2 separate regions of the Homo sapiens genome follow, and region 1 is linked to region 2. Evidence: read pairs that join two places in POLR2A ChIA-PET (ENCODE). Cell type or tissue: HepG2. All regions are shown on one strand. Links, peaks and the distances in the headings refer to the core of each region. The heading gives the core; the rest is flanking DNA.

Region 1 (9,616 bases), core at 50-8,049, 300 kb after region 2:
GTGATCCGCCCGCCTCGGCCTCCCAAAGTGCTGGGATTACAGGCATGAGCCGGCCTGATAGTAAGTCGTTTTAAATCAAGGAGGGTAAGGATGTCAAGCTTCTTTAATCTTGAAAATTATAAAGCAATCAAGAAAAGATTAATTTCTTAAGCAGAGAAAAAGCTATATATACAAAGATATTCATTTTAGCATTCTTTAATTTTTATTTTTTGGAGACGGAGCCTTGCTCTGTCACGCAGGCTGGAGTGCAGCGGCGCGATCTTGGCTCACTGCAATCTCCGCCTCCTGGCTTCAAGCGATTCTCCTGCCTCAGCCCCCAGAGTAGCTGGGACTACAGACGCCTGCCACCACGCCCAGCTAATTTTTTGTACTTTTAGTAGAGACGGGGTTTCACCATGTTAGCCAGGATGGTCTCGATCTCCTGATCTCAAGATCTGCCCACCTCAGCCTCCCAAAGTGCTGGGATTACAGGCGTGAGCCACCACGCCAGTCCCTGCCTCTCTCTCTTTTCTTTCTTTCCTTCATTCCTTCCTTTGTTCCTTCCTTCCTTCGTTCCTTCCTTCCTTCCTTCCTTTCTTGACAGGATTTTGCTCTGTCATGGAGGCTGGAGTGCAGTGGCACAATCACTGCTCACTGCAGTCTTGAACTCTTGGGCTTAAGCAATCCTCTCACCTCAGCCTCCTGAGTAGCTGGGATTACAGGCATGCACCATCACACCTGGCTAATTTTTGTATTTTTAGTAGAGACGGGGTTTCACCATGTTGGCCAGGCTGGTCTCAAACTCCTGACCTCAGGTGATCTGCCCGCCTCAGCCTCCCAAAGTACTGGGATTACCGGCATAAGCCACTGTGCCCAGCCCTGTAGCATTATTTCTAACAACAAACAATTAGAAAAATTAAACACTGCCTATTCTTTTTTTTTTTTTTTTTTTTTTTTTGAGACAGGGTCTCACACTGTCATCCAGGCTGGAGTGCAGTGGCGCTATCTTAACTCACTGCAACCTCCACCTCCTGAATTCAGGTGATCCTCCCACCTCAGCTTCCCAAGTAGCTGGGACTTCAGGTGTGCACTACCACATCCAGCTAATTTTTGTATTTTTTTGTAGAGATGGGGTTTGGCCATGTTGGCCAGGCTGGTCTCAAACTCCAGGACTCAAGCGATCCACCCACCTTGGCCTCCCAGAGTGCTGGGATTACAGGTGTGAACCATCATACCTGGCCCAGAAACTGCCAATTCTTTTTTTGGAGATGGAGTTTTGCTCTTGTCGCCCAGGCTGGAGTGCAATGGCATGATGTCGGCTCACTGCAACCTCCACCTCCTGGGTTCAAGTGATTTTCCTGCCTCAGCCTCCTGAGCAGCTGGGATTACAGGTGCCTGCCACCAGGCCCTGCTAATTTTTTGTATTTTTAGTGGAGACAGGGGTTTCACAATGTTGTCCAGACTGGTCTCGAATTCCTGACCTCAGGTGATCAGGCTGCTTCAGCCTCCCAAAGTGTTGGGATTACAGGCGTGAGCCACCGCGCCTGGCCTAGAAACTGCCAATTCTTAAGCAATGTAAGGGCATTTAGTATGTACCAGGCACTGAGCTGAGCAATTAAAATATAGAGTAAGAAAGAAGATCCTGCTCTACAAATAGATGGTAATAACAATAAATCCATAGCTTTTAATTCCAAGAATCTCAGCTGAAAAAAAACCTTCATAAAATTGTACAATTGTATTTGTGAATATCAGTCATAGCGTGCTATTTTAGGATAATCCAAGTCCCAGTTGAGGTTAAAACAAGACAAATATCTGTTCTAGTAAGTCCCACTTGCTCAGCCTAGGTGGTCCCTCAAAATGTTCTCTTCACTGAGAATGGCCCAAGGGGCTGTTTCTCATACCTGAGCCACCTGACAGCAGATGCTGGCACAAACAGCGGGAACAGTGCCAGACTCGCACACACCAAGGCTTTGTGGAGAAGAGGGCCCACCAGGTGCGGCAAGGGATATAGGCAGAACTTCCTGGGAAAGATGGAAGGGAAAGCAAATGATAGGGTCTAAGAAGGTCCCTCCTACCTCCAACAAGCTGGATTTGAGGCCAAGCTCTGTCACATCCTGGAAGTATGACTTTGGGGGTTACAGGACCTGTCTAAGGATCAGATTCCTCATTCATAAAGCGGGTCTGTTATAAAAATCAAAATTGTAGTGTATGGGAAAATGTCTTGTGAAGTAGAACATACCATAAAATAGGAAGGATTATTGTTGTATTACTGATAGAAGTGAGGGATCAGTTAAGGGGAGGAGCCAACATATATGGAGAACCTGGAGATTTACTCATGTTTCTCATCTAATCCTCTCTACAGATCAGAAGCAACACTGCCTTTAGTGTACAATCATTTCTACTATGCTACTACCCCTCAGAAACTGAGGGTCAGTTGGAGGGGTTAGGTGCACAGTCTGAGGCCACACGGGAGTCTGGCAGAACTGCAATGTGAACCCAGGCTTGTCATGATTCCAAATTTTTCCTTGATATTGTGCTACTTCCCGGGTTGGGAACTGAAAATTAGAATGGAGGGCTTGCTAGGCATCTGCAAAAATAGTGGGCGTGGGGAGGAGCAATGGGGCAGGAAATGCGACTCACCAGTGAAACTGTCATCCTGAGGCACAGGGCCCAGTAGGGAAAAGAAAGGAAAGAGCTATTATTAGGAGAGACTCCCATAAGGCACATTCCTGGGGTCTTTGCTTCAAATCAGCAAATTCTGAGCCCCATAGCTAATAGCCCATACCTTCTGGCTCTTATCTTCCCAGCTCCACCCTGTCCAGGCCCTCAGCACAAAGGACCTTGGCTACCCCTTTGAGACTAGGTAGAGGACACATCAAAGCTGCCACCAGAGCACAGGGACTGCGGAGGTAGCACAGGGCAGGCAGGGGAGTGGGGAGCTTTATGGCTGTGCCAGGCAGGTGTCCCTACCTGGCAGCAGCACCTTACCGTGTGGGAGGCCAGAGGACAGCGGGTGTTCCAGTGGGGCAGGTGGCGAAAGCCAATCCCAGCAGAGTCAGAGAGGTCGATGACTATGAGGAGGAGAGGCAGGAGCAGGGCTGCCAGTCTGGAGCTCCCCATGGGCTTCTGTGCAATTAGGGCTCCCGGAACATGGCTGCATGGCCTGAAGGTGGGTGGCAGGGCCTTGCTGTGCAGCAGCGAACACAGTACCAGCAGGAGCCCTCGCCCCAGCCTGCCCTGGCCCCGCCCTGCCCGAAAGCTCCTCCTTGATCCCAACCAGCCAGCCAGGCCACATTCCTTCCCCTCCAAGTGGAGGGACTGAGGAAAGCTTGTGCCCCCAAAAACCCTACTGCCCCCCACCTGAAAGACAAGGGGCTCCTGCTGTGGGTGAGAAGTAACAGGAAAGGGGCTAGCATCAGGTTGGGGGACGCACCCATTTCTTAGCCCCTCCTACTCCTGAAACACACTGCAGATCTGATCCACCCATCAGCACACTCTGGAACTTGTGTCTCCCATAGACATGCGCTTCACCCCCTCACTTAGAGAATTAGCCGAGCTCTTAAGCACTACTCAGCACTGGGTGCTGGAGATACAGAGGTGACTGAGGCACCATTTAGAGTGGGGAAGAAAAAAAGCACTCTAGGATGCACATGAAGCCCATATGTACCCTGGCTTCCCAACTGGTTAACTCTCAGGACTATAGCCGAGTTCTCTCTACCCATGAGCCAGGTCCAGCTCTTCTAGGCAAAGGGCTCCATACCAAAGGGGCCTCTAGCTTCAAGGACCCACTAGTCAGTACGCCCTGCTCAGGAAGCCCCAGAGCTCACAGCTGAGCCCTGGAGCAGAGGGAGCGGGCCCCACACACTGACCTGGTTTCCTGTGGTTTCCGGTGCTGGAGAAAGGCTGACGAGGCTCCATCTTTGTGGGAACCCTCCCCATCATCCCACAGCTTCCTCCCCTTCATGGAGCATTTGAGCAGCTTCAGCCCTCACCTTGGTAACACACACACTGGAAAGAAAGTTTGGGGCACACCTACCAGGTCAAGGCATCTTTTTTTTTTTTTTTTTTTTTTTTTTTGAGACTGAGTCTTGCTCTATTACCCAGGCTGGAGTGCCGTGGCACAATCTCTGCTCACTGCAACCTCCACCTGCTGGGTTCAACCGATTCTCTTGCCTCAGCCTCCTGAGTAGCTGGGAGTACAGGCACCTGCCCCATGCCTGGCTAATTTTTGTATTTTAGTAGAGACAGGGTTTCACCATATTGGCCAGGCTGGTCTCGAACTCCTGACTATGTGATCCACCTACCTTGGCCTCCCAAAGTGCTGGGATTACAAGCGTGAGCCACGGCGCCCAGCCAAGGCATCTTGAGATTGTTATTGTCCCCCTGCAATTCAATCTAGACCACCTTTCAGTGGCCTAACCACAGCCTGCTTTTGGCCAATTCTATTCCTGTCTTTAGGTTCATTGTCTGAAGGCTGCATCCTACCCATTATCCTAAAAGTACCCTCTAGCTTTTTGAGTTCATGAAAAGATAAAAACTCTTATTCTTTATGTTTCTCCAAGCCTAGCAGTAGATATTATGAAGTATGTGCTGTGTAATTGAATAAATGTCATGATACATTTCATCTATGTAGTTTATCTGTTTCACACTTCACAAAACACTTTTATATTTAATCCTCCTAACCCTACCTGTGAGACAGGTAAGTGTTAATTATTGTTTTCATTTCATAGAGAGATAAGGAAGCAGAGGGATAATGATTTGGACAAGGTCAAAGTCTATAGTTCAGGGAGCTCCCCTTTTGCTAGGCCCTCGCAACTCAACTCTCTCTTTTTTTTTTTTTTTTTTGAGACAGAGTCTCACTGTGTCACCCAAGCTGGAGTGCAAATGGTGCAATCTCAGGTCACTGCAATCTCCACCTCCCAGGTTCAAACGATTCTCCCGCCTCAGCCTCCCGAGTAGCTGGGATTACAGGTGCACGCCACCACACCAGACTAATTTTTGTATTTTTAGTAGAGACGGGTTTCACCATGTTGGCCAGGCTGGTCCTGGACTCCTGACCTAAGGTGATCTGAGCCCAGCTTGGCCTCCCAAAGTGCTGGGATTACAGGCATGAACCACAGCACCTGGCTTTTTTTTTTTTTTTTTTTTTTTGAGATAGTCTTGCTCTGTTGCCCAGGCTGGAGTGCAGTGGTGTGTTCTTGGCTCACTGCAACCTCCGCCTCCTAGGTTCAAGTGATTCTTGTGCCTTAGCCTCCTGAGTAGCTGGGATTACAGCTGTGCACCACTATGCCTGGCTAATTTTTGTATTTTTAGTAGAGACAGGGTTTTGCCACATTGGCCAGGCTGGTCTTGAACTCTTGGCCTCAAGTGATCCACCTGCTTCAACCTTCCAAAGTGCTAGGATTATGGGCATGAGCCACTGTGCCCGGTACCAATTCTCTATCATCCTATGGTCTTCCCTCACACAGCCTCATCTTCCTCTGCTCTTGGAACCCAAAAGGGGCTGCCTGACACAGACCCTAACACAGTATGCCTTTTGGCCTTGAAGTCCATCTCTGCAAACAAAACAGTAAGATCTGAAAGGAGGAAAGGGTGGTCTGGCCATACTAAGAATAGGTTAGAGAGCCTTCCCCCAAATTCTACCTAACTCACAGTGGTTTAGAGCTATATAAATATGAGGTTTCTTTCTTTTCTTTTTTTTTTTTTGAGACAGAGTCTCACTCTATCACCCAAGCTGGAGGACAATGGCGCAATCACCACTTACTGCAGCCTCAACCTCCTGGACTCAAGTGAATCCTCCCTTCACAGGCACACACCATTTTGCCTGGCTACATATAGGGTCTGGCTATGGTGCTCAAGCTGGTCTCAAACTCCTGGCCTCTAGCAGTTATCCTGCCTCAGCTTCCCAAGGTGCTAGGATTACAGGTGTGAGCCACTGTGTCTGGCCAATAATGAGTTTTCTTTTTTTTTTTTTGAGACGGAGTCTTGCTCTGTTGCCCAGGCTGGAGTGCAGTGGTGCGATCTCGGCTCACTGCAAGCTCCGCCTCCCAGGTTCACGCCATTCTCTTGCCTCAGCCTCCCGAGCAGCTGGGACTACAGGCACCCGCCACCTCACCCGGCTAATTTTTTGCGTTTTTAGTAGAGAGGGGGTTTCACCGTGTTAGCCAGGATGGTCTCAATCTGCTGACCTTGTGATCCGCCCACCTCGGCCTCCCAAAGTGCTGGGATTACAGGCGTGAGCCACTGCGCCCGGCCCAAATAATGAGTTTTCTAATGCTGGAGGCATGAAGTGAGAAACTTGGTTCTATTCCAAAACAATCCTTCTTCTTTACCCTTATCTTCTGATCTCTCACAGAGAAAATATTGGTTAATTGCTTCTGGTTAAGGTATGGGAGGAGAAGCAGAAAAGAAATGGAGATAAGAAGGAAGAGAGGAAGGGAAAAAAAGGAAGGAAGGAAAGAAGGGAGGGAGGGAAGAAAGGAGGGAGGGAGAGAAGGCAGCAGGGAGGGAAGGAGGAAGGGAGGAAAGAAGGGAGGGAGGGAGGAAGGGACGGAGGAAGAGAGGAAGGGAGGGAAGGAGGATGGGAGGAGAGAAGAGAGGGAAAGAGGGAAGAAAGGGAAGAAAAACAGCATTCCAGGACCCGCTGGAAAAGTAAAAGGAATAAAGGTGAGGAAGAAAGGGGGAAAAAGAAAAGGACGTGTGCATTTTATTTATTGTCTTGCTGGTTTACTTATTTATTGTAGAGACTGTTCCAAAAAGTATTTAAGGTAAGAAGCACAGGGGTGAATTCTGGCACAACCTAAGGAAGGGGAGGGATGGGATCAACATTTGCTGAAATCCTACTATCAGGCTCTGAGTCATGCATTTTGCCCAGTTTATTTTATTTGTACTACAACCCTTGAGTTCACAGTCTTATTACCCCATTTTACAGACTGCAAAACACTCAGGAAGATTAGGTAAAGTCCAAGCACACACACCTAAGAGCTGAAGTCAGCCCCTCACTTGCTGATCTCTCTCCTACGCTTACGCTCTGAGTTCCTCCCCACCCTTGCCCTCACCCCACATTGCCCCCTCCTATTTGGTGCCTGGCCAGCTCAGGCAGCTTGCGTCACAGTAAAGTAAAGCCAGAATGAGTTTTAGGTCTGAGTGAGATTGGAAAAGCCATTCCTCTGACCCTCCCCACCTGCTCCCGTCTCTCCAGGCATCCTACCTGCAAGAGGACACTGTGAGGGGCAAAAAATGTCCCTTCCAGAGCTGGCAGGAAGCCTGTGAGTGCTGCTGACATGCACCTTGTGCACACACATCCCCTTTCTCTGTCTCATACACACACATGCACACACACACAATCACACTTCACACCTGAGCTGGGGGAAGCCCCCAGAAGGCATGCAGGTACTCTCCCTGGAGTCAGAGGGGGAAAAGGGCTGCCAAGTCTACCAGTCCGCTTGCCAATAGATCAGAGCGCTAAACACCGCAGCACTGTGAGAACTTCAGAAATATGAGGCCTAGGAGATGGTGTCCTAAGAGGATGGGCCAGAAGACCTGGGTTCCCCTCCCTGCCAATTTTTCCTCTCTGAGCCTCGCTTTTCTCCTCTGGAGACTCACCGCTATGTCTTCCTGGCCTTTTCTGCCAGAACACACTACTTGGGGAGATCAGAGGGTTTCTGGACCCTGTAGTTCACAGAAGTTACTAAACTTAGCAGTGTGATACAATTGGCAGGGTTAACAATGTAAAGAAAGAAATGAAAGTGTTGGAAAGAAAGGAAAGTAGATCTTATAATAATGTTACCAGTGGTTAGACTTGTAGGAGAGTTGGGATTGTTTGGCAAGTGTCAACAAGGGAGGAGTAACTGTGGCTGGAATAGGAGGTGGCCAATTGGAGTAAAGCAACAAAGGTGTGTTGTAGGGCTTCAGCACAGAGGCCCTGTCTTCTTGGCAGGTGGCTAAGGCCTGTCTCATCTGTGGTTTGTGTCAAAATGAGCTGACCAAGACTTCATGATTAATGATTAATAGCCTTTACTTGGGAACAAAGCCAGGAGCTCAGGAAGTCCTGGCAGGCCCCTGCACATGCTTAGAGTGCACTGTAGGGACCTTGGGCAGCCATTTTTCTTGTCACCGCCTTATCTGTGCATGAACTCTGGTCAGACCATGGAACAGTAGCTCCAGGTTCTTCCTGTAATGGCCAATTCCTAACGTCTACTGGGGCAACTCTGCTCACTGATAGGGAACCCTGGGCAGGAAGGCCCACCAATTAGATCAATGTACACCAACAGTGGGCGAGTATCCCTTCTTTACATCTGCTCTTCCAGAAGGATCAACCTCCAGAATTCTGAGGCAAGAAATTATTGCTGAGAGGTAGAGACTCCCAATCTCAGCGAGGAAGCCAACACTGCTCAACAAGGGAAGGCATTCTGTTACTTATTAAACCCCTACTATGTAGCCTGTCCATACATATTATCTAAGCCTCCCAACAATCCTGGGGGTAGCTAAAATGATGCCCATGTGTCAGATCAAGAACAGAGGCTCAGGTATCTTGCACAAGGCAAAAGTTAGTAAAATGCCTGGCTGGAATTCCCACCTATGTCTGTCTAATGTAAGAAACTGTTGGCTGGGCATGGTGGCTCATGCCTGTAATCCTAGCACTTTGGGAGGCCGAGGTGGGTAGATCACTTGAGGTCAGGAGTTCGAGACCTGGCCAACATGGTGAAACCCTGTCTCTACAAAAATACAAAAATTAACCGGGTGTGAGCAAAGGTTGCAGTGAGCTGAGATTGCACCACTGCACTGCAGCCTAGGCGACAGAGTGAGTCTCAAAAACAAAACAAAACAAAACAAAACAAAAAACACTGTTCATTCCATTATACCACATTGCCTTTCTCATGGCCTGGATTATCTCTAATAGTCCCTTCAACTCCTACATTCTCTCCTCCTGTAAAGATCAGGAAATAACCATCTTTCATATTTATATAATGATACATAGTTCATAAAGCAGTTTCACAATATTTCAACTTTTTTTTTTTTTGAGACAGAGTCTCATTGTGTCACTCAGGCTGGAGTGCAGTGGCGCGATCTCGGCTCACCACAACCTTAGCCTCCTGGGTTCAAGCGATTCTCCTGCCCCAGCCTCCCAAGTTTAGTACCTTCTGTGAACACACTGCTAAGTTTAGTACCTTCTGTGAACTACAGGGTCCAGAAACCCTCTGATCTCCCCAAGTAGTGTGTTCTGGCAGAAGAGGCCAGGAAGACATAGCGGTGAGTCTCCAGAGGAGAAAAGCGAGGCTCAGAGAGGAATAATTGGCAGGGAGGGGAACCCAGGTCTTCTGGCCCATCCTCTTAGGACACCATCCCAAGTAGCTGGAAGTACAGGCACCCACCACCATGCCCATTTGTATTTTTAGTGGAGACGGGGTTTCACCATGTTGGCTAGACTGGTCTCAAACTCCTGACCTCAGGTGATTCGCCTGCCTCGGCCTCCCAAAGTGCTGAGATTACAGGTATGAGCCACTGCGCCCAGCCACATTATTTGATCTTTAGAACAATCTGTGAAATAGGGAGGGTTGATTTTAGTCCTATAATTGGTAGGTGCATTGGTACTTGAACATATCTTCTGATTCAAATAATGTTCTTTCTACTAAAT
Region 2 (10,928 bases), core at 1,109-9,108:
GGAGTCTCCCTCTGTTGCCCAGGCTGGAGTGCAGTGGCACAATCTCGGCTCACTGCAAGCTCCGCCTCCCGGGTTCACACCATTCTCCTGCCTCAGCCTCCCGAGTAGCTGGGACTACAGGCGCCCGCCACCACACCCAGCTAATTTTTTGTATTTTTAGTAGAGATGGGGTTTCACTGTGTTAGCCAGGATGGTCTCGATCTCCTGAACTCGTGATCTGCCCACCTTGGCTTCCCAAAGTGCTGGGATTACAGGCATGAGCCACTGCGCTCAGTCCTACAAAAGATTTTTTTTTAATAGCCAGGTATGGTGGTGTACACCTGTGGTCCCCTCTACTTGGGAGGATGAGGATCACTTGTGCCCAGGAGGTCAAGGCTATATTGAGCCATGATCACACCACTGCACTCTAGCCTAGGAGGCAGAATGAGACCCTGTCTCAAAAAAAATCCTTCCCGTGCGTTAACTCATCTAATCCTCATGCCAATCAGGAAATAAGGTACCACTGCACCATTTTCATTGCCTCTTTGCAGATGGTGAAATGAGGCATGGAGAAGTTAAGTCACTTTTCCAAGGGCCTTGGCCTTTGGCCAAGGCCTGCTTCTGTGCGGACCAGCCACCATGGCCCACCTCACCCACAGTCTGTGCCTGCGCCCACCGAGGAGCCCCCCTACCAGACGGCCTCATTAGTCTTCAGATTAATCTTCACATGGGGCACACAGTCATCAGTGGTTCCAGTGTCTATGTTCTTTTTTTTTTTTTTTTTTTGGAAACAGAGTCTCACTCTGTCACCCAGGCTGGAGTGCAGTGGCACAATCTCAGCTCACTGCAAACTCCCCCTCCCAGGTTCAAGCGATTCTCCTGCCTCAGCCTACGAAGTAGCTGGGACTATAGGCGTGCGCCATGATGCCGGCTAATTTTTGTATTTTTATTAGAGATGGGGTTTCACCATGTTGGCCAGGCTGGTTTTGAACTCCTGACCTCAAGTGATCCACTTGCCTCGGCCTCCCAAAGTGCTGGGATTATAGGCGTGAGCCACCATGCTTGGCCATGTCTATGCCCCAATCCCTTAGTGAGTGAACAAGATTCACAAGACGGAATGTTTGACAAGTAGTTTAGGGTCACTTAAACGTGAGGTTAAAGAGGGTGAAATTTCTTCACTAGGCCCCATGTGAAGATTAATCTGAAGACTAATGAGGCCATCTGGTAGGGGGGCTCCTCGGTGGGCGCAGGCACAGACCGTGGGTGAGGTGAGCCATGGTGGCTGGTCCGCACAGAAGCAGGCCTTGGCCAAAGGCCAGAGGCTTCAAACATCATCATCTGGAAATACCTAGGAAGCCCCATGGCAAGGACAGCTTCTGAGTAACTGGGGACCTGACCCTTCCAAAGGAAACTGGACTTGACCCCAAGATTACTGGATAAATCTACCTGCTTCAGGTATTTGTGGCTTACAACATCAGGAAAGGAATGACTCATCTGGAACTTTGGCTATTAAAAAATTTATTTTGGCCTGGGCACAGTGGCTCAGGCTTGTAATCCCAGCACTTTGGGAGGCCGAGGCAGGTGGATCACCTGAGGTTAAGAGTTTAAGACCATGAGCCAAGATTGTGCCACTGCACTCCAGCCTGGGTGACAGAGTGAGACTCCACTTCAAAACAAACAAACAAAAAAACAAACAAAAAGAGTTTAAGACCAGCCTGGCCAACATGGTAAAACCCCATCTCTACAAAAATACAAAAATTAGCCTGGCATGATGGCGAGTGCCTGTAATCCCAGCTACTTGGGAGGCTAAGGCAGGAGAATTGCTTGAACCAGGGAGGCAAAGGTTGCCGTGAGCTGAGCTGTGCCACTGCACTCCAGCCTGGGGGACAGAGCGAGACTGTATCAAAAAAAAAAAATTTGTTTTGGCCAGCACAGTGGCTCACACCTGTAATCCCAGCGCTTTGGGAGGCTGAGGCAGGTGGATCACCTGAGGTCAGGAGTTCGAGACCAGTCTGGTCAACATGGTGAAACCCTGTCTCTACTAAAAATACAAAAATTAGCCGGGCATGGTGGCACATGCCTGTAGGCCCAGCTACTCAGGAGGCTGAGGCACAAGAATCGCTTAAACCTGGGAGGCAGAGGTTGCAGTGAGCCAAGATCATACCACTGCACTCCAACCTGGGCAACAGAGCGAGACTCAGTCTCAAAAAACAAAAAACAAAAAATTTTATTTCACGAGACTGAAAGTAAAATCAGCCTGGCTAAACAATTAACCCACACAGATAGCTGATAACATGAAATCACCTGAGACAAGGTCTGGAGCCTGTCAAGGGGCTGCCCTCAGCCTCATTCCTGGGATCTTTGCCCTGCTGCTGTGTGAATCTAGCAGCCAGGAGAATGCGAGCTGGAGACCCCCAGCTGCTGGGAGCCTGGCTATCTGCGGGCCTGGCTGTGGCTGGCTCCAATCAATCCCTGCATCTGCATCCGGACCATGCTTCCCAGGGGCTGTTCCCCAGGCACTGTGTGCAGAGGGTACACTAGGCAGATAGGACTGTGATGGCCAACGGACACCCTGGAGAGTCTGCCTTAGACCGAAGGCAGGCCAGCAAGTGCCCACCCAGCCTTCCTCGGAAATGGCGCACCATGGTCCCAAGGCTCTCCCAGCCTTGCCCAGCTCCCTCTGCATTTTCTTGCAAGTATTTGTCCTAATGAAATCCTATCTTGTTGATGAAATCCTATCCTGTCTTGGTATCTGCCTCTCACCAAGGACCTGGACTAATGGAGGCCTCTGCTGGCCAGCACAGGGCCCCCGTCCTGCAGAAAGGCTGCTCTGTGATGGCCACTTCCACCCTTGCCCTGCCTTCTCTTGGCCTCAGCTCAGTACCCTTGGCCCGCATCCCTCAGACTGCAGTTATGTTCATCCGGTCTCCAAGTTTTTGGCCATGTCTGTGCCACCTCACTATGAGTCACCTGACGGTTTTCTTTCAACCAACTTTAATTCCAGTGTTATGTATTCAGCCTTGTGTTAAACAGTAATATCCATGAAGTCCCTAGTTCTTCTACACATGATCTATATTTGTGCTAACACCCAGGTTCTGTGTACCACTGCAGGTGTGGGCCCCACACTGGGAACCGCTGCTCCAGACTAACTTGAGTTCCATCCTGCTGCCAGGCCTGGCCACAGGGCAGGGCTGTCTCTGCACACAGGGTCCTTCTGTGCCCAGTAAATCTGAGGTCAGAGCTTGCCTCACACAAGTCATGAGTTTCCTATCTGACTTAATGCCTGGGGTTTGCTCAGGAGGCTCCCCCAGGCCTCTCAGTTTGGGGGAATCCCTGAGGCCTGCTCCTGCGACACATGAGGGCTATTAGTTGGGTTTATTTATCCCTGTGGTCTTGGGGAAAAGAAATGGACTCTGGTCTGGAAAATCAGACAGGACCCACCAGCCATTACTCTCCATCTCTCCCTACCCAGCCCTCCCCTCCTCTGGGGTCTAATCGGATTGGCTCCTCGTGCCTAGGGTAGTTATCTGTGGTAGGAGAAACTCACAACCATAATCTTTAAAGGCCCCCACTGTATGTCCAAGGGCAGAGAGAGGAGAATGAGAAGGAATTCTCCAGCTATCAAGGATATGAAAATCTCCCTGGATTCCATACAAACTAATCAGAAGTTGGCCATGGGTGGATCATTACTGAAGCCAGCTGATGGGGACATGGAGGGTCATTATGCTCTTGGCTTTTGTATGTTTGTAATTTTTTCATATAAAAATGTTTTAAAATAATGGCTAAGGGAGGGGAGGGAGATGGGGCAGGAGAGTAGATGAACAAGATGGGATACTTGTTGGGTGATAGTGATAGATGGGGCTTGGGGCTTCTACATAATCTTGTTTCCAAGAGTGAGGCACAGCTAATCAGAGGTCAGATCAAGTGCCAGGACTTAGCTAAAAAACAAACCATTTCCTATGGAAATGCTTCCAGAAGCTTTCTTTTTCTTGCTTTTCTTTTTTGCTCTGTTTTGTTTGTTTTTGTTTTTGAAACAGAGTCTTTCTCTGTCACCCAAGCTGGAGTGCAGTGGCGTGATCTCGGCTCACTGCAACCTCCGCCTCCCAGGTTCAAGCAATTCTCCTGCCTCAGCCTCCCAAGTAGCTGGGATTACAGGCGCCTGAGACCATGCCTAGCTAATTTTTATATTTTTAGTAGAGATGAGGTTTCACCATGTTGACCAGGCTGGTCTCGAACTCCTGACCTGAGGTGATCCGACTGCCTTGGCCTTTTTGTTGCTATTCTACTGAGGCTAATATGCCTGCTTTCTCAAGCAAAATGCACCACCTCTGGTCCTGCCGAGCTGTGTCATTGCAGGTACAAGAATTGCAGAAGCAGCGGCACTGTATCTGACATGGGGTCTTCTATGTCCTGCCCTGATGCTGGCAGCGGGTCTACCCCCAGCTGCCCCATCTCCTTTATTAGTATCAAACAGAATTTGGCTCAAGCGCTGGCTCCAGCACTACTCAAGATCTGACCTCAGATGAGCTGTGCCTCACTTATCTGAGCTTTCTCAAATGTAAAAAGAGCAATAATGGTCTGTTTCTTGTCCAGGTAAAAAGAGCTGATGTTTATAGAGCACAAAGGTCAGGCTGTGACACATGCAGTACTTGGTATTTTACCAAGGCTGGTGAAACTATGTGTAGAGTAAGTAAACAGATTCTGACTGATAGCCCAGTGGCCTCTCCTACAGCTAAGGCTTTGTAACAGTTATTTCAGCTGCTCAAAACCCTTTCATCTGAATTCTAGCTTCGAGACTGCTTTGCCGAGGTGCTCATAGCCTATCCATGGCTCCTCTGCTCACATATTTTCCTCCTCAGCCAGGCGCGGTGGCTCATGCCTGTAATCCCAGCACTTTGAGAGGCCGAGGCAGGTGGTCAAGAGATCAAGACCATCCTGGTCAACATGGTGAAACCCCGTCTCTACTAAAAATACAAAAAATTAGCTGGGCGTGGTGGCGCGCACCTGTAGTGCCAGCTACTCGGGAGGCTGAGGCAGGAGGATCACTTGAACCCAGGAGGCAGAGGCTGCAGTGAGCCGAGATCGCGCCACTGCACTCCAGCCTAGTGATAGAGCGAGACTCTGTCTCAAAAAACAAAACAAACAAACATATTTTCCTCCTCCATGTCTCTTCCCACTTCCTTCCCACCTACTGCAAGGGGGAGCCAGGGTATCACAGGGATCAAGATGTGGGCTCAGTATACTTCACTCCTACCAAAATCCTTTAAGATAATTGATGAGTTTGAACTCTGGGGCTCAGTGGAACCTTGGGGTTTTCCCGAAAGAAGACAAGCTTTGGGTGGTTTGATGAAATGAATGATTTCTTATTTTCAATTTAGGCAAAGATAGACAATCAACTTCCTGTCTCTGCCTGCAAATTGTAGTTATCATCTTGACCTGCCTGGGCACATTTGCTCCAAGTGCCATCAAGAAAGCAAATAGGGGCTGGGTGCAGTGGCTCACGCCTGTAATCCCAGCACTTTGGGAGGCCAAGGCAGGTGGATTGCTTGAGCCCAGGAGTTCAAGACCAGCCTGTGCAACACAGCGAAACCCCATCTTTACAAAAAATACAAAAATCAGTCAGACGTGGTGGTGCGTGCCTATAGTCCCAGCTACTCAGGAGGCTGAGGCAGCAGGATCGCTTGAACCCGGGAGGCAAAGGTTGCAATGAGCCGAGATTGTGCCACTGCACTCTAGCCTGGGTGACAGAGATTCCATCCCACTGCCAAAAAAAGAAAGTAAGTAAATAGGGCTCTGTGCAGTGGCTCATGCCTGTAATCCCAACACTTTGGGAGGCCAAGGTGGGAGAATCGCTTGATCCCAGGAGTTCGAGACCAGCCTGGGCAACATAATGAGATCCCATCTTTACAAAAATAAAAAATTAGCCGGCCGTAGTGATGTACACCTGTAGTCCCAGCTACTTGAGAGGCTGAAGTGGGAGGATTGCTTCAGCCAGGGAAGTTGAGGCTGCAGTGAGCTATGACCGTGCCACCGTCACCTAGCCTGGGCAACAGAGCAAGGCCTATCTCAAAAAAAAAAAAAAAAAAAAAGGAAAGAAAGTAAACAGCAAAGGCTGACAGAGACATGTGATGTTTATTTTACTTTTATTTTTATGTTGAGACAGAGTCTCACTCTGTCACCCAGGCTGGAATGCAGTGGCACGATCTCAGCTCACTGCAACCTCCGCCTCCTGGGTTTGAGTGATTCTCCTGCCTCAGCCTCTCGCGTAGCTGGGACTACATGTACCCGCCACCACGCCCGGCCAATTTTTTGTATTTTTAATAGAGACAGGGTTTCACCGTGTTAGCCAGGATGGTATTGATCTCCTGACCTCGTGATCCACCCGCCTCAGCCTCCCAAAGTGCTAGGATTACAGGCATGAGCTACCACGCCCGGCTGGCTGTGATGTTTATCTTTACAGTAACCTAGATAAAGAATACCAGAAGGAACTGCTATGCCTATTACCTCTTCCATCCTGACCAGCACGCCCCTACAATTTCCCTATTTTGTTATAATTTTCCCTTTGGTCAGGACCATTTCCCCTTATCTTTCATTGCTGATCAAAAGTCTACACTTAAAAATACATATATTTAGCTACAGGAAATAATCCAGACTCCTTGGCCTAGAATTAACTTTCTAGATTCAACCTATCTGGAGTGTCTGGAATGTTCATAATATCAGATAACATTTAATGAGCACCTCCATGGTGCAACACTCAGGTGCAGGATTTCTTACCACAACGTGATGAAATAGGGTCTATTATTCTCCTCATTTTACAAATGAGTAAACTGAGGTACAAACGCTAAGTCATTCTACAAAACAGCAGCACTAGGATTCAAATATGAGTCTGTCTAATACAAAAGCCCACAAAACATGTTCCTTTCAGCTGATGCCGCCCCTGGCTTCAGAAACGGCAACAGTGAACTGAGATTACATGGATTTGGGGTCTCTGGCTCACCACTCAGGAGGCCGCAGGAGACAGGAGGTGAGGCAGGGCTCCAGGGGTGAGGCGGTGAGAATGGAGATTGGGCTGAGCAGCAGCTCCCCTAGGGAGGTCATCTGCTGGCTGAGCCATTCTGTCATTTGGAAACTGTCCCTGAGCCCTTGCCTGGGCACAGGCGACGGAGACAAATCTGAAGTGGTCCAAAAGGATTTGGGATAGCAGTGAGTATGATGCTTAGGGATGTGAGTGTTCAAATCACACAGCTCAGACATTACTTCCTATTTGTGTGACCTTAAGCAAGCTGCTCTCCCTCTCTGGGCTTCAGCAGACTGTGACTGATGGAGGGGAGGAAAGTGGTGGGCAGGAAGCACCCCTCAATTCCCCACTGCATGGCTGCGAGGGCCGGGGCCTATGGAGAATGGACAGAGAAATGGTCAGACATCCGGTCCAGAGCCTGCACGCAGGGCCAACCTGTGCTGGGGACACGGGAGACCACTGGTGAAAACAGGGACCCGGCAGTACATGACCTCAGCCAGGTTGGTTAACCTCGCTGTGCTTTAGTTTTCTCATCCATGAAATGGGCATAATCACAATACCTAATTCATAGTTAGTTGAAGATTAAATGAGTCAATATCTTTGAAGTACAGTACTTGGAATAGTGTCTGGCACTAGAAAGCCTCCAATTACCGAGCTATTTCTTTTCTGCTCACAAAAATGGTAACAGATGTTATATACATTTTGTTACCTGATTTTTTCTACTTTTCTACCTCCCGATATTGTCAGTATGTTTCCATGTACATATGCACGTCTACATCACTGTTGATAGTACTTTGTTGTGACTGTCTGACATTAATTTTATTATCCCCCATTGTTGTTGCCAGATTTTTTGCTTTCTTTAGGAAGAGTCTCGCTCTGTCACCCAGGCTGGAGTGCAGTGGTGTGATCATAGCTCACCACAGCCTTGCACTCCTGGGCTCGAGCAATCCCCCTACCTCAGCCTCCTGAATAGCTGGGACTACCAGGTGCATGCCACCATGCCTGGATGATTTTTTTAAAATTTTTTGTAGAGAAAAGGTCTCACCAGGTTGCCTAGGCTGGTCTCAAACTCCTGGGCTCAAGCCATCCTCCCGCCTCAGCCTCACGGAGCTGGGATTATAGGCATGGGCCACCATGCTCAGCCTCAATTTTTTGCTCTTATATGCTAAGCTGAATGTCCTTATAGATATATCTTCATTTCCTTAAATAAAAGTGCTTTAAGTAAAAAAGTTAAATTTAAAATACCTGGGCCTGGAAAGGTGGCCATCCTCACAGGCTGCCCCTCTTCCTGTTCATCCTCAGCCTTTCTTACAGAAGCTGCCAAAGGCTTTTCTGGCTTCACAGAGTCAGGGAAGGCTGGAATGGGACACCTGATTTCAGGAGCCGGTTTCCCTGAAAACAAGGTGGAAAGAAAGTTATTACTATTCCATGAAGTGGGGTAGCCATTGAGAGACTGGTTCTGGAAGTCAGAGACCTGGGTTCTAATTCTGGCTCTGCCACAAATGCATGGTGTTGCAGGGCGGGAGGGTCTTTCCCTTTCTGGCCCCGGCCTCCCCATCTGTAAAATGCGGTAGACCAGGCGCGGTGGCTCACACCTGTAATCCCAGCACTTTGGGAGGCCGAGGTGGGTGGACTGCCTGAGGTCAGGAGTTCGAGACCAGCCTGGCCAACATGGTGAAACCCCATCTCTACTAAAAATACAAAAATTAGTTGGGCATGGTGGCACACGGCTGTAGTCTCAGCTACTTGGGAGGCTGAGGCAGGAGAATCACTTGAACCGGGGAGGCGGAGCTTGCAGTGAGCCAAGATCGCACCACTACACTCCAGCCTGAGCGACAGAGCAAGACTCTGTCTCAAAAAAAAAAAAAAAAAAAAAGAGCAGTGGCTGAACATGGCAGTCCTGGTGAAGGTGGAGCTCTGACGTGCTAAGTCACATACACCTGCTTCCACCCAACCAGCTGTGTGACCTCCAACAAGTCACCTTCCTCCTCTCGGTCTCCCTTCCCTCACCTATAAAACGGAGGTGATAATGGCGTCCGTTTGCCTCCCGCTGGGGTGTCATGTGGGAAAGGAGAGTAGAGATGGGAATGGGCGCTGTAGACTGCACATTTCCCTGAACACGTGAGCGGGTCAAAGACACCATCCCTCTAAGCTCCCACTCCAGCCCCTAGGGATCAAAGTTCTGGCTGTCCTACAACCTCCCTTTCACGCAGTGGAGACAAACGCATCCTTCCCACTTGATGGATGAGAATCCTAAAACAGCAGCCATGGCCACTGAGGACGGGCTGTACCAGGCCCAGGCCCAGCTGCACAGACATGAATCCTCACAACATCTCTGCTTCTCATCCCTGTTCAGAGATGAGGAAACTGAGGCCTGAGCAGGTTAAATGACTTGCTAAGATCACATGCCAAAGGCACGCAGGACTGGCCGAAGAACTCCCCTGCCTTCTCGAGGGTAATCATTTCCTTTTTACATCAACTTGGGAAACCCCAAAGGTGCTTCGAGGGTGTGTCAACCTCAGCTTCCAGCCAGCTTCTCAGAGCTGCTCTGTGAAACAGCTTCCTCTCCCCTCCTCCACTGGGCCCTGATCTTATCCCTTCTGGCTGGGCCCTGCCGCCAGCTCAGGCAGCCTCCACACCCTTGCCAGGCTACTTCTTACCAAAGTATACATCTGGCCTCGTCACTTCCCTGCTTGAAGCCTTTATGGGGCTCCCCATTGCCTAGATAATGTCCACACTCCTTAGCCTGAATCTTTCTGTCTCCCCATTGCCTCCCAGATAAAACCTGATGCTATAGCCCTGCATTCAAGTCCCTCATTCTCTGGTGGTTTGGGATAGACTCATGTTTGAGAATGACAAAAACTGGGGCACTGAAGTCCCAGGAAGGGCTGCTGACTCGCTTGATGTCACACAGAGCATGACATAAAGCATGACACAGGGGATGTCACAACAGATGTCCCAGGTAGGGCTGGGACAAAACATCTCCAGCAACATTTCTTTGAACTGGTCAACTGTGCCTCTCTAAACAAAACCAATTGTTACCCTGGGACCTCACTTTTCAAACCCAAGCTTTTGAACTAAAATAATAGGACCTAAATTTGCATAGCACCACACTGGTATGGCACCGTGCATATTTATTTAATTTTCACAACAATCTCTGGTAGTTCATAGGTTTATCTGCATTTTATTTTTGAGTATATTGAGGCTCAGATAAGTGAAATGACTTGTGTCAAGTAAAACAGCCAACAACAGTCAAACCTGGGACTGGTTTCACTGTCTCCCACCCAGCTAGGGCAGAACTATTGAAACACCACTGCCATCACTGCCACCACCAGCCCCAATTCCCCCAGGGGCAGACGCCCCAATCCCCAGACAAACAGGAACAAAGGGGTGATCACTGACTTCCCCAGGGTGGGAGGAGTTGGGGAGACATCGGGAATGCACAAAAATAACAACAAGGCTGAATGTCGGGGGGTGATGAGTGGCTTCGTCCTTGTGTTTTCTTTACTGTCACTGACATTTTAAATAAATTTTCGTTTTGTTTTGTTTTGTTTTGTTTTTTGAGACGGAGTCTCGCTCTGTCGCCCAGGCTGGAGTGCAGTGGTGTGATCTTGGCTCACTGCAAGCTCCGATTCTCGGGCTCACGCCATTCTCCTGCCTCAGCCTCCCGTGTAGCTGGGACTACAGGCGCCCACCAGCACGCCCGGCTAATTTTTTCTATTTTTAGTAGAGACAGGGTTTCACTGTGTTAGCCAGGATGGTCTCGATCTCCTGACGTCATGATCCGCCCTCCTCAGCCTCCCAAAGTGCTGGGATTACAGGCGTGAGCCACTGCGCCCGGCCTGAGTGGCTTCTTCCTTGTGTTTTCTTTACTGTCACTGATATTTTAAATAATTTTTTTTTTTTTTTGAGACGGAGTCTCACTCTGTCG

What was found. ChIA-PET counts read pairs that join two places held together with the same protein. Peaks named below come from ENCODE experiments on the same cell type or tissue, not always from the same donor. Only the 100,000 strongest peaks of a DNase experiment are listed, where the experiment ranks them.
Region 1: POLR2A ChIA-PET joins it to region 2 with 11 read pairs; 4 of 35 experiments call an interaction of 5 or more read pairs at or near these places.

Annotation. Positions count from the first base shown.
Region 1 is chr3:9,896,416-9,906,031 of GRCh38, reverse strand. IL17RE (interleukin 17 receptor E) reads right to left here and starts at 3,184. Exons shown (of 16, transcript NM_153480.2): 1 at 2,968-3,184; 2 at 2,620-2,635; 3 at 1,881-2,000. The coding sequence starts at 3,099. RefSeq lists enhancers at 2,311-2,980, 7,833-8,127 and a silencer at 7,833-8,127. In HepG2, for the core only: no CTCF peak of the experiment used is centred there; DNase peaks (open chromatin) are centred at 3,481, 4,751, 7,031 and 8,011; H3K4me3 peaks cover 3,322 bases.
Region 2 is chr3:10,197,830-10,208,757 of GRCh38, reverse strand. IRAK2 (interleukin 1 receptor associated kinase 2) reads right to left here. Exons shown (of 13, transcript NM_001570.4): 3 at 8,243-8,389. Among named protein-coding and RNA genes, the nearest start is that of IRAK2, 38 kb to the right of the region's middle. In HepG2, for the core only: no CTCF peak of the experiment used is centred there; a DNase peak (open chromatin) is centred at 4,677.